2 separate regions of the Homo sapiens genome follow, and region 1 is linked to region 2. Evidence: chromatin contacts called from ENCODE Hi-C data. All regions are on one chromosome and are shown on one strand. Each heading gives the region's core, a stretch centred on a gene start or an enhancer-like site at or near the end of the contact. The rest is flanking DNA. Distances are from core to core; before and after follow the strand shown. Region 1 holds the start of SMUG1 (single-strand-selective monofunctional uracil-DNA glycosylase 1). Region 2 holds the start of AAAS (aladin WD repeat nucleoporin).

The links. A loop is a pair of places that touch in the nucleus more often than their neighbours do. Pooled maps may share reads with other maps.
Region 1: a pooled map shows a loop between it and region 2 (23-fold over the local background). The contact joins the promoter of SMUG1 here to the promoter of AAAS in region 2. A Hi-C loop is called at or near these places in 7 of 50 pooled maps.

Annotation. Positions count from the first base shown.
Region 1 is chr12:54,187,030-54,193,194 of GRCh38, forward strand. It overlaps SMUG1 (single-strand-selective monofunctional uracil-DNA glycosylase 1), which reads right to left and starts at 1,956. Exons shown (of 4, transcript NM_001243787.2): 1 at 1,922-1,956; 2 at 790-873. LOC105369777 (a long non-coding RNA gene) reads left to right here and starts at 2,068. Exons shown (of 3, transcript XR_944984.2): 1 at 2,068-2,173; 2 at 3,419-3,505.
Region 2 is chr12:53,320,079-53,325,942 of GRCh38, forward strand. It overlaps AAAS (aladin WD repeat nucleoporin), which reads right to left and starts at 1,532. Exons shown (of 16, transcript NM_015665.6): 1 at 1,265-1,532; 2 at 487-614. The coding sequence starts at 1,387. RefSeq lists enhancers at 71-160, 1,379-1,568, 1,649-1,698, 3,711-4,444 and a silencer at 4,758-5,257.

The sequences.
Region 1 (6,165 bases), core at 706-3,205, 870 kb after region 2:
AATAAACAGCTTTTACCAAGGAGGCACTCCTGATGGATCCTTCTCCACTTCTATATCCTGAGTTCACTCAAGGCTTAGCTGCCCACTTTGCACTCTGCTTGTTTTCCAGACTCTGGGTCTGTGCCCATCATATGTGTGCCTCCCATGCGACAAGGACCATTGTCATTCCTTCCTCTCAACTTTCTGCCTGGGTCAGGAGTGACTTCTCCAAGATAAGAACTCAAGGTTGACACAACAGCTCGATAAACCTATTTTCTCACCCTAGCCTAGGGGAAGTGGGAGAGAAAAGAAATCAGAGGCCCAACTTAGGAAGTCCTTCCCTGACTGTCTCAGTAGTCTTTAACTGATCTGTTGTCCAGGTGGCTACCCAGGACAAACTGGGCTCATACAAAAGCTGAGAAGGGTGCTGTGGAGAACGCCAGTGTTTCAGGGGACCTTGCTTTGCATCTCCCCATGCAACACCAACATTAGCAGATTGGCTGCTCCAGCTCTAGAATCTCGAGAAGTCTTGAGCCCACCTTTGACATTTAGACACCTGTGTTGGAAACAGCAAGGCTGGGGAAAAGAGTGGCAAGATACTACTTTCATTGTTCCATAACTTCAAAGCCTGATCTCATAGCAAGAGCCACAGGCTGGAAGTCAATTGATTTGAATTCTACTCCTGTTTCATCTCTAAGAAGGTTCTCTTGAGCAACTCATTTAACTCTCTTCTCTATGGAAAATCACATACTCCATCCAACCTACCACCTGTTAACTCATTTTTTTTTTCAATACTTATGAGTCTCTTACATGACAGGCACTGCAGCAGTCTCTTGATGAGGAAGAAATCCAAAAAGAGTAAAATGTAGGCCAGGCTTTCTGTAAGCTCATAATCTGCTGTGAGGGCAAATAAACAACTAACTGTAATACAGTGTGATGTGAGCTTTAATACCCGGAACAAAACACTAAGAGAACCCAAAGGAGGAACTTGTAAGTTCTACCCAAAGTCGCCCCAAGAGCCAGAGGCTTAAGAAATGTAGATATTTTATAAAATACGGTGTCATACTACATTAAGCACAAAGACAGCGGAGTTGGACCAAGCGATAAGGCTGACCACCAAGGGCCGACTTCAGACTGATGTCAGACTTCTCTGACATCAAATCCGGGAAGTGAGGAAGGAATCGAAATCACATATGCACTCCCCTGTCCTTTGGAGGCACTCCGGGAGTCCAGGGACAATAATAAATATCCTTAAACGAAATAATAATAATAATAATAATAATAATAAATAATAATAATAATAATAATAATAATAATAATAATAATAATAATGCATAGGCCGGGCGCGGTGGCTCACACCCGTAATCCGAGCACTTTGGGAGGCCGAGGCGGGCGGATCACGAGGTCAGGACTTCGAGACCAGCCTGACCAACATGGTGAAACCCAGTCTCTACTAAATACAAAAATTAGCTGGGCATGGTGGCGCGCGCCTGTAATCCCACCTACTCGGGAGGCTGAGGCAGAAGAATCGCTTGAACCCGGGAGGCGGAGGCTGCAGTGAGCTGAGATCGCGCCATTGCACTCCAGCCTGGAATTCAGAGCAAAATTCCGTCTCAGAAAAATAAATAAATAAACAATAATAATAATAAAGCATAAACTCAAAAAGACCATTTCATCTGGTTCCAAAGGGGCCGACTACTAAGGCACCATACAAAACCTCCGGGGGCGCCCGCTGGCTCCGGCCGACTGGAAAGCCTTGATCCTGCAGACCTCCCAGGCGGTTTCATAGGCTGGGCTCTCCCTGCACTGAGTCTTACCCCATACGGAGGGAGGGACCCCAAAATATAGAAATTCTAACCACCCTCTCGGCTCAGCCCCGACGACCCTGGGAGCCGTCAACTTGCCCCCACAGTCCCGGATTCCCAGCCCCCTACTTCCTCACCTGGTCCAGCTCCCCATCCCGTTTCCGGTTCCTTTCCCCCACCCCAAACCCAACCCCCGGCGCTAAGGACAGTGGGAGTCGTAGTCTACATTGTTTAGGGAAGGAGATTGGCGTACCCGCAGCCACTTCCGCCGGAAATGCTCCAATCCCGGAAGGCGCACTAAATTAGCCCTAAAGATCGCTGGGAATTGTAGTTTAATCTTTCCATCAGCGTTAAATCAGGAAGTCTTGAGAAGTGAAAAGCCACAGCCTGTAAGTACCTAGGAAATCCTGGGTTCTATCCCTAAAGGGCATCGCCCTTCCAAAAGTTCATTCACTATTTTCCCAAAGGGATTGCAAATCAGGAAGCTTCAACCATCCCCAATCCCTCACCCACCTGAAGGTATTAACAATAGCTAAAGACCATTGCTAGGCCCCCTGCCACCGTGGGTATAAGAGACTTCTCCTTTGCAGCCTGCCATTACTTATACAGAACATCCACGAAGACATTTCTGGTAGCTCCTAACAACTTTTTAGCAAGGGGCATCCCCCATTACTGTCCAAGCCCATCTCCAGAGTGTCACCATTTTGACTTCTTTCTCTGCCTTGCTATCTGCCCAACCCTATAACCTCAGTATTAGTCAAGAGTTTTCCAGAGAACAGAACTAACAGGATATCTATCTATATGACGAGATTTATTCCAAGAATTGGCTCACAGGATTGTGGAGGCCAAGAAGTCCCACAGTCTCCCGCTCTGCTGTCTATACACTGGAGAACCAGGAAAACAGGTGGTATAATTCAGGAAAGTCCAAAGCAGGGGAGGAGGCTCACTGCTAAGTCCCAGAGCCTGAAGGACGAAGAACCAGGAACTCCAATGATGTCCAAAGGCAGGTAAAATAGATGTCCCAGCTCATGAAGAAAGAGAATTTGCCTTCCTCCACTCTTTTGTTCTACTGGCCCCCAAGGGATTGGATGGTTCCCACCCATATTAATGAGGGTGATCTTCTTAGTCTACCAATTCAAATGCAAATCTCTTCCAGAAACACTCCACAGACATATCCAGAAATAATGTTTTACCAGCTATCTGGGTGTCCCTTAGACCACTCAAGTAGACACATAAAGTTAGCTATCACTCTTCCATCCAAATCTTCTCCCTCAAATACTTTGTCCAGGAAGGCTTCCCTGATCAATCCTCATCCCATGGCTGCACCTAACAGTCCATTCCCCCACCATTCCCCCATCCCAATATCTATGTCCAAATCTGTCCTATTCCTAGTTTTGTTCTTGTGCTCTATCTGGGTCTGGTTCTGTGTCGTGACTCTAAAACTTTCATTAGACTGGGAACCCCCTAAGGTTAGTTATCTTCTATATTCCTCCCACCCCACAATCTCCACACACCTTAGCACAGCCAAGGCTCTAATCACAGAAGCAAGGTCTCCCTGTGAGTGGTAGAAAAGGAGACCTATAAACCCCAGAACAGGAAGAAGTGAGAGAAAAAGGATGCTATTCCCTTCCCAGGACTTGTCTGATCTCCTATCAACAAAAACTTAATGGGTGCAGTAGGAGCTTCAGGGAGCTGTGAGCAGTGACCTGCTGACATCAAGGGTGAGAAACTACCCTGACCCTTGCAAGACTTTGGAAATGGAATTAATCATCCACCTCATGAAGCCCATAATTTCCTGAGCTTTAATTTTTACCAGATCCTCTCCCTCTCTGTGTCTCTCTCTGCCTATGTTATTTGCCCCTCTCTACTTATGTAAATTTATCTCTATTTCTAGTCTCTTGTGTAGCTTTCTCTCTGTATCTGCAGGTCTCTGTCTCCCTCTGTGAACATCTCCCTGTTTCTGCTTCTTACCCTAGAATGACTGGAATAAGAGAATCTGAGCTTCTAGAACAAGTTCCCCCATCTCTGTGTGTCTATGTATTTCTGTGTTTCTGACCAAAAATAAGGTGAAGGGACCTCATTGTGGTGTCATCTCATTGCTTAAAAATTCCAGGATTTCCACCATCCCTTGGACAACCCTCCTGTCCACCCCGACCCCTCTGTCACTTGCTTGCCCAGCACTTCTGTTCTAGTTTGTCATCTTGGCAGCCCCTCCACATTCAAAGTCTGCTTCTGGCAGAACAATAATGAGTGAAATGAGTAACAGGCAAGCAGAGATCCCCCAGGACCTCCACCTCCCCACCCCTGATTTCAATTTCCTAGAAGACTTGAATAACTGTTTCTGTCCCTATAAGCCCATCCACCCCAGGGAACCCAGAGATAGGAAGTCCAGATATAAGGAGAAACTGAGGCTTAGGCAGCCCACAGTGAGTCCCTACAGCCAATGTCAGAGGGGCCTGGGGCCTTCTCTCTCTCTAGTCCATGCTATTCCTCCCCGCCCAGTGAGTCACTCCCAGGAAAGATGGAGGTGAGGCGCTCTCCTGAAGTAGGCGTGCTTAGAAACAGGGACCCTGAGGCTTTCAAGAGATAGAGCCCAAGAGATGAAACATGGGCTTGGGTGCAGCCCTTCCAACCAGTCTCTTCCATTTATTAGTCTTCATGTCTTCTGGGAAGTCTTCAGGAGGCTGCTGACTGTGATTTACGGGTAGAGCCTTGTGGGGCAGGAACAGAAGATGACCCAGGTTATCGCCTGGGTAAGAGCCTAGAGAGTTGAGTCACCGGTCCTGGGGCAGGGCTCCAGGCATACCCACCAGCCAGCCCCTCTGTCCTGAGCCCGGGAGGGAAGGGGTTAACCGGCTCACTTGTTTTTTTTTTTTTTTTTTTGTTTCCTCGGGCTGCTGGAGCTGTGTTGGGCCATGAGCGCCATCTATCGGCCTCTTTGGGTCCTAGCTCCGACTCTGCTCACTTGGGCTGCTAGGCGGATCTTTCAGCCTTTCCCTTGCCTCGCCGCTTCTCACGGGGAAGGGCTGTCTAGCTGCGGGGCCTCCCACTGCACAAAACAAAGGTCGGGAATTGGAGAAGGTGAAGGCCATGTTTCCCCCTTCATAGATACTAAGTTTCACCCTGTTCAGCTCCCACTCACTGTTTCTGACATGGGGAGCCCCAAAGGGGGTTCTGGTGTTTAACTTTCAGTGTAGCCACCTTCCCCACTTCCACTACACTGGGTCCTGTCCCGATTAGCCCAACAAACATCAAAAGAGCATAGGACAGTGAAGACAGCATAGCAGAGGCCTCAGGACTTTGGGCTCTGGAATCAGACTGCTGCGTTTGAATCCAAGCTCTGCCACTTACTCATGGTGACCTTGGGCATGCTACTTAATTTCTCTGTGCCTCAGTTATCTCAGTTGTAAAATGGGATAATCATTGTAATCTCTATCTTCTTTTGTGATGTTTAAATGACTTAATTACATTAAGTGCTTATTACAGAATTTGGGCTCCACAAAGGGTAGTTATTGCTGTTGCTCTGCCAGGGTCTCAGGCAGATGATAGTCTGAGTACCCAAGACCCAGTCCATGAAGCCCTATCAGACACACAAGCACGGAGGACAAGACTGGGGAGCTCATCCTGTAGATTTCCCAAAGACAGTGACCTGCATGCAGGGTTAGGTTTGGAGTTGGAAGTTCAGGATTGCAAGGAAAGTAACTCTTCAGGTCTCCAAGGTCAGCAGAAGTTGGGATAAGGAGGTCACAGCAAGAAAGAACCTGAAGTAAAGATGTAGGAAGGAAATGCATTAAGGAAGAAGCATTAACAGGCCCTTTAAAGGGCCCTGATTTGGGGAAGGGAAAAGGGCTCCTTGATGTGTGAGTTAAGCAAGGGCCACTGCATCCCAAGGACATGTCCTTGGCACAGATGCAAAAGTCTCCAGACTTGATCAGATTCCCCATGCCTCCCCATTCCATCTGTGGGGACTTAACACTCCATGTCTTTTCCTCAGCCTAGTGAGGAGGGGCACTTACAAAGAGAGAAAGCTATCTGCAGGGCCCACAACCAGAGGAGCTAGGCTGTGAGTTCATCCATTTGTGTCCTTTTTTTTTTTTTTTTTTTTTTTTTGAGACAGGGTCTCACTCTGGAATGCAGTGGCATGATCATGACTCACTGCACTCTCGACCTCCTAGGCTCAAGCAGTCCTCCCGCCTCAGCCTCTCCAGTAGCTGGGACTACAGGTGCGCACCACCACACCCAGCTAATTTAAAAATTTTTTTTGTAGAGACAGGGTCTTGCTATGTTGCTCAAGCTGGTCTTGAACTGCTGGGCTCAAGTGATCTTCCCACCTCGGCCTCCCAAAATGTTGGGATTATGGGTGTAAGCCACCGCACCTGCC
Region 2 (5,864 bases), core at 282-2,781:
CTGCACTCCAGCCTGGGCAACAAGAGTGAAACTCCATCTCAAAAAAAAAAAAGAAAATGAAACCAGGTAGTGTAGCTCCACTCCTACAAGTGCAAAGTGGATGACCTATGTAGGAGATTATTCAGTGCAACCTTATATCTGATCTTGCTGAGCTTCAGGTAAAAGCTCAGAAGTGGTAATGCCATGAGGTGGGGGCAGGGAGCAGGTTCACCTAATCAAGCCAGAAAGCAAGGCAAGTTACTAGAGATGAAATGGAAGTACTTTTTCCATAGTGTTCCTGGGAAGGGCAAGGAAGGGAACCTGACATTTATTGAGCATTTGAGTTCTATAATAAGGACTAAAAATTTCATATGATTTAGGATATACAGCTCTCGTGGAGACAGCCTGAATAAAAGTCTTTTGAAGAACACCCCAAGGTAAAGGGGTGTTGACTCATTTTCCAGGATCTGCAGACTGTGACCCAGGAAACCCTTTGCCATGCCTCACCAAATGTTGATGCATCTCTTCCACACTTGCTCCCGGTGATGGATGAAGGCAGTTCTTGTGCCATGGTCCAGCCTTCCAGGGGTCTTTAGGGGATCCTTTGTCAGTTGTAGGACAGGAAGATTGATCCACTATAGCACAAAAGTGAGGAGTGTGACGGTGATTCAGTCTCTTCCCAAATCTTTAATTCCGTGCCATCTCCAACCCACCGCTGGGCTAAGTATAAGAGATTCCAGAGGTCTGTTTCCCATTTCCACAAAGCTAACACTTGTGAGAATGGGAAACAAGTCTTAGCTCCCGTATCTGTGCAACTAGAATAATATTTCATAGGGTTGCTGTGATTATGAAACCATATGACATTTTTAGAAAACACCTGACTCAGCCTCTTTCTTACATAGCAAACGCTCAATAAATGTCAGTTTCCCTTCCTTGTCCTTCCCAGGAACACCATGGAAAAAAGTTCCATGTTGTATCCTTCTGATCCTCCCCAGATACTGTCCCCAACTTTTAGATAGTTCTCCCGCATCCTCACACTCCCTAGATTCTCCCTCATTCTCTCCATTCCCTCTAGGCCTCCTCCACAGCTCCTTAACCGTTCCCCCGTTATACTCCAATCCCAGTCCTAAAACAGATTCCAGCCCTTCTAGCCTCCTGCCGGGGCCAAGCTGTTTCCACTCCGCCAGACTCTGTGACCCTGCCCCTGTCACACTGCCTCCTTTCCCCAGTAGTCCCCGACTCCGCCCCCATGCCTGTAGGTCCCCTCCCTCCTCGCCCTGGCCACCTGGCCCCGGAAGTCGGGGGGCGGGCTCTCATAGCTACTGCCCGTCACCAGCTCGTTATTGTGCTCATATAGGGTGACTTGACCCCGAGGCGGTGGAGGAGGGAACAACCCCAGAGAGCACATCTTGCCGGTTCGCAGGACGTCTGCAGTCGGCAAACTCCTGGCCGGAACGGCACAGACCGCACTCCCGCAACTCGGTTCCCGGGCTAGATTCGTATGCGGACGGGTACCGCAAGGGACAAACGGCGAGGCGGAACTCAACGGAAGTGAAGAAAAGACTAACGGGAAAGAAGGACGAGTACGCGGTCCCGGGACAGACCTCCAAAGCTTCTTCCTGCGCCCCCTGGCGGCCGGAGGGGGAGCAGCGCGGACACGTCCCCCGGCCAACCGTTGGTTACCAGGCTGGAGTGGGGTTTTTTTCTGTTGTTTTCCATGAGACTACTGTTTTTCCCAGCTCCGAATTCCCGAACACCTTCTCCCACTCACTATCTTAGCGCTTAGAAAGCCCGAAATAAGCCACATTCAGGGAAGTACCAAATTAATCCTCCCAGGCCTGTGGATCACCCAGAGGAAAATACAGGCTATGTCACAGGCAGCTGGCTGGAAAGCTGAGGGAAAAGCCTCAGAGAGGAGGAACAGTGCTGCACCCACACGGTTAGGCGTCCTGGAAAGGGAGGTGGGGACGGTTGGAAAACTAACATTTCCTGCCAGGCGCGGTGGCTCACGCCTGTAATCCCAGCACTTTGGGAGGTCGAGGTGGGTGGATCATCTGAAAGGAGTTCGCAGACTAGCCTGGCCAACATGCTGAAAACCCCATCTATACTAAAAATACAAAAATTAGTCGGGCGTGGTGGCGGGCACCTGTAATCCCAGCTAATCGGGAGGCTGAGGCAGGAGAATCTCTTGAACTCCGGAGGGGGAGGTTGCAGTGAGCCAAGATCGCACCATTGCACTCCAGCCTGGGTAACAAGAGGGAAACTTCGTCTCAAAAAGGAAAACTTTATTTTATTTTATTTTTTTGAGAGACAGGGTCTCGCTCTATTGCCCAGGATGAAGGCAGTGGTGCTATCTCAGCTCACTGCAACCTCTGCCTCCCCGGTTCAAGCGATTATCCTGCCTCAACCTCTGGAGTAGCTGGGATTACAGGCATGCTTCACCACGCCCAGCTAAGTTTGTATTTTTAGTAGAGACGAGGTTTTACCATGTTGGCCAGGCTGGTCTCAAACTCCTGACCTCAAGTGATCTGCCTGCTTTGGCCTCCCAAATTGCTGGGATTACAGGCCTGAGCCACCTTGCCGGGCTGCAAAACTATTTCCTGAGCACTTGTTACGATAAGTGCTTTTATAATCTTTACAACCCCATAAGGTGGGTGCTGTTCTGTCACCATGAGGAAAGTGAGTCACAGAGAGATTGGACCTAGATACACCCAAACCAGTTATTCTCACTTAAGAATAAAAGTAAGGCTGGGTGTGGTAGCTCACACCTGTAATCCCAGCACTTTGGGAGGCCGAGGCTGATCTCTTGAGCCCAGGAGTTCAAGACCAGCTTGGGCAAAATAGCAAGACCCTGTATCTACAAAAAATTCAAAAGTTAGCCAGCGTGGTGGTGGCAAGCGTCTTTAGTCCAGCTACTCAGAAGGCTGAGATAGGAGAATCCAGACTACAATGATCCAAGATAGCACCACTGCACTCCAGCCTGGGTCAAAGAGCGAGACCCTGTCAAGCAAGCCAGAGAGAAAGAGCCGGGCGCGGTGGCTCACGCCTGTAATCCCAGCACTTTGGGAAGCTGAGGTGGGCTGATCCCCTGAGGTCGGGATTTCGAGACCAGCCTGACCAACATGGAGAAACCCCATCTCTACTAAAAAATACAAAACCAGCCAGGCATTGTGGTGCATGCCTGTAATCCCAGCTACTCGGGAGGCTGAGGCAGGAGAATCCCTTGAACCTGGAAGGCGGAGGTTGCAGTGAGCAGAGATCGCGCCACTGCACTCCATCCAACCTGGGCAACAAGAGCGAAACTCCGTCTCAAAAAAAAAAAAAAACAAAAAACAAAACAAAACAAAAAAAAATGGGAGGGAAGGGAGAGGGAGAAAGAAAGGAAAGAAAGAAAGAGAATGGGGGCCCCTCTTACAGACTTTGGAAAAAACATTGAATTCTTTGAGTCTCACTTTTCTCATTTGCAGTGTCCTAATTATTTCATATGGTTGTTTTCCATACAAAATAATAAAATGAAGCTATTTAATAAATTTTAAAGTGCTAAACAAATGTCAGAGGTTAATAGCTATAACTGTGCCATCAACTAGGTGACCTTGGTCAGAGTTCATTAACAAATGTTAAGTGATTTGAAGATGTAGAAGGCTGTCCCCACTCCCAAGAGCTACCAGTCTCATTGAATAATCTAGGGGGCATTTAGTTCTAGTATTCTGGATTCCGTGTCTGCCCTTCTTTTTCACCTGAAAAATTCCCCCCAAGAGAGTTATTACCAGGTCAGAAAACAAAGGGCTCCAGAGTCTCCTGAAAATGCACTTCACCTGAGAAGGCAAGTGGATCTCCTCTAATCTAGTACTTCTCAACTGTTAAGGGACATAGGAATCACCTGAGCATCTCCTAAGGTGGCGCTCAGAGGCTATAGTTCCAAAGAATCCCCAGCTGATACTGCACAGACCACATTTTAAGTAGCAAGGCTCTAACCTAGCGGTCCCCAACTTTTTGGCACCAGGTTTAGTGGAAGACAGTTTTTCCAGGGGGAGCGGGGGAGGGAATGGTTTGGGGATGAAACTGTTACACCTGAGATCATCAGGCATTAGTTGGATTCTCATAAAAAGCGGGCAACCTAGGTCCTTCACGTGCGCAGTTCACAACAGAGTTCGCGCTACTATGAGAATCTAATGCCGCTGATCTGACAGGAGGCGGAGCTCAGCTTGCTCAGCTCGTCTCCGGCTGTGCGGTTCCTTTACAGGCCACCGACACGACGGGCCGTGGCGCGACCCCTGCTCTAACCTTTTCCCATAGCCCCATTTAATTTCCTATGTGAGTTCACCGTCACCTGGGAAGTCACAGAAAGCTTGAAGAACATAAGGTATACACTGGGGATGGTTTGGGGAACCTGGCTGGGAAAGCCTCCCTGAGAAGGGGAAGTGGGCAGGTTTGAGGGAGAGGAAGTCGGTGACTGACAGATTAGTGGAGAGCACTGAGGACCCACGATAGTTTCCGTTTGTACCTTAGTCGTAACACCATCCAAACCCAGATACCCCTAGGAAAAATCACTCCGGCCTGCAACTTGCATCCTTCGATGAAACCTCGATTTTCACCATCAGGTTATAATGATCGGTTAGGTGCCTGCTTCTTACCCTGTAAGGTGAACTGGAGAGAAGGAACAGTGCTGTTCCGCCCGCTGCCCCCGCCCTGGCCTGGCACAAGTACTGTCCCCTCCTCCATACTGCTTATTTAACGTTTGTGGAACGCTTTTCACCATTTGCGGGTTCTAGAAAGGCCCAAGTCCAGGCCCGGCGCGCTCACCCAGTAACTTCACCAGGGGGCGCGGCTGGCCAGGCAACGCAGCGACCGTGACCCACGCCCTATGGGCTCCGAGCGCTTAGCGGGCGGTCTCCGCCGGCCCCTCCCTACGACCTGGGCGGGAACCGAGAGAGCGCGCAGGCCGCTTCTAAAAGGGGCCCCCTACTTTGGGAGTCGTCACCGGAGCCTGGGTGCCCGGAGCTCCGCCCGCTACCCCTTCCCGGGCCCGCTGGAGCCCGGCGTCCCGACCCGGGGCCGGTAACCAGGCGCACATGGCCCGCCCGGCCCTGTTTGTCCTGGCAGCGCGCCGCCGCTATTTGAAGCGGTTTTTATCTCCCAGAAACCAGCAAAACCCCAAGCGGAGTCTAGGGAAGATGAAAGGGGCCGAAGGGTTGGGGAGGGGAGGACCGCGAGGCTGCGGCGGGCGGGAGCTGGCACCGGACAGGCGGAGACCGGGAGGCGAGAGGGCCAGACTCTGGGGGGTCCGGAGGAGCCCGCCCGGCGGGGTTGAGGCGGGATCCCGGGGTTCCACTCCAGGCCGCCGCCTCGCTCAGACCAGCTCCAAGGCGCCCCCCGCCTTTCCTCTGCCCCAGCCCCCTCTCCCGGGTCTCTTCCGTCACAGCCCCCAGCCCACTAAAGAAGTCTTCGGAACTCGGATTTCTTCAAAGCGCCTTTGAAGTCGCGCGCCCAGCCGGAGGGCAGGAGATTTCGCACCTGGGCGGGGGCGGGAGTGGCGTCAGGGTGGGGAGGGGGCTCGTAACCCGAGCCCCCCCAGGATCGCCGGCCCCCTCCCACCCGTAGCAGCCCCTCTTGCGACCCGTGCGGTGGACAGTCCGACGCGGGGCGCAGCTGGGAGTCGGGCCCAGGCCGGGGGGAGCGGCCTGTGAGCCCCCTCAGCCCAGCGGGGTAACCTTGGGGGGCGGGGGCCGCACAAAGCCCTATTGTGGCTCGGGGATGCTGCCACAGAGTGGTTTTTGTTCTTCGGCTAACTCCGTGGCGGGCACGACTGATTGCAGACCCAGGGCAGGGGGCGGGTTACGTGCCAGGCCCAGTCTGCCCGCCGGGAGCCGCACCACCGCCCGACT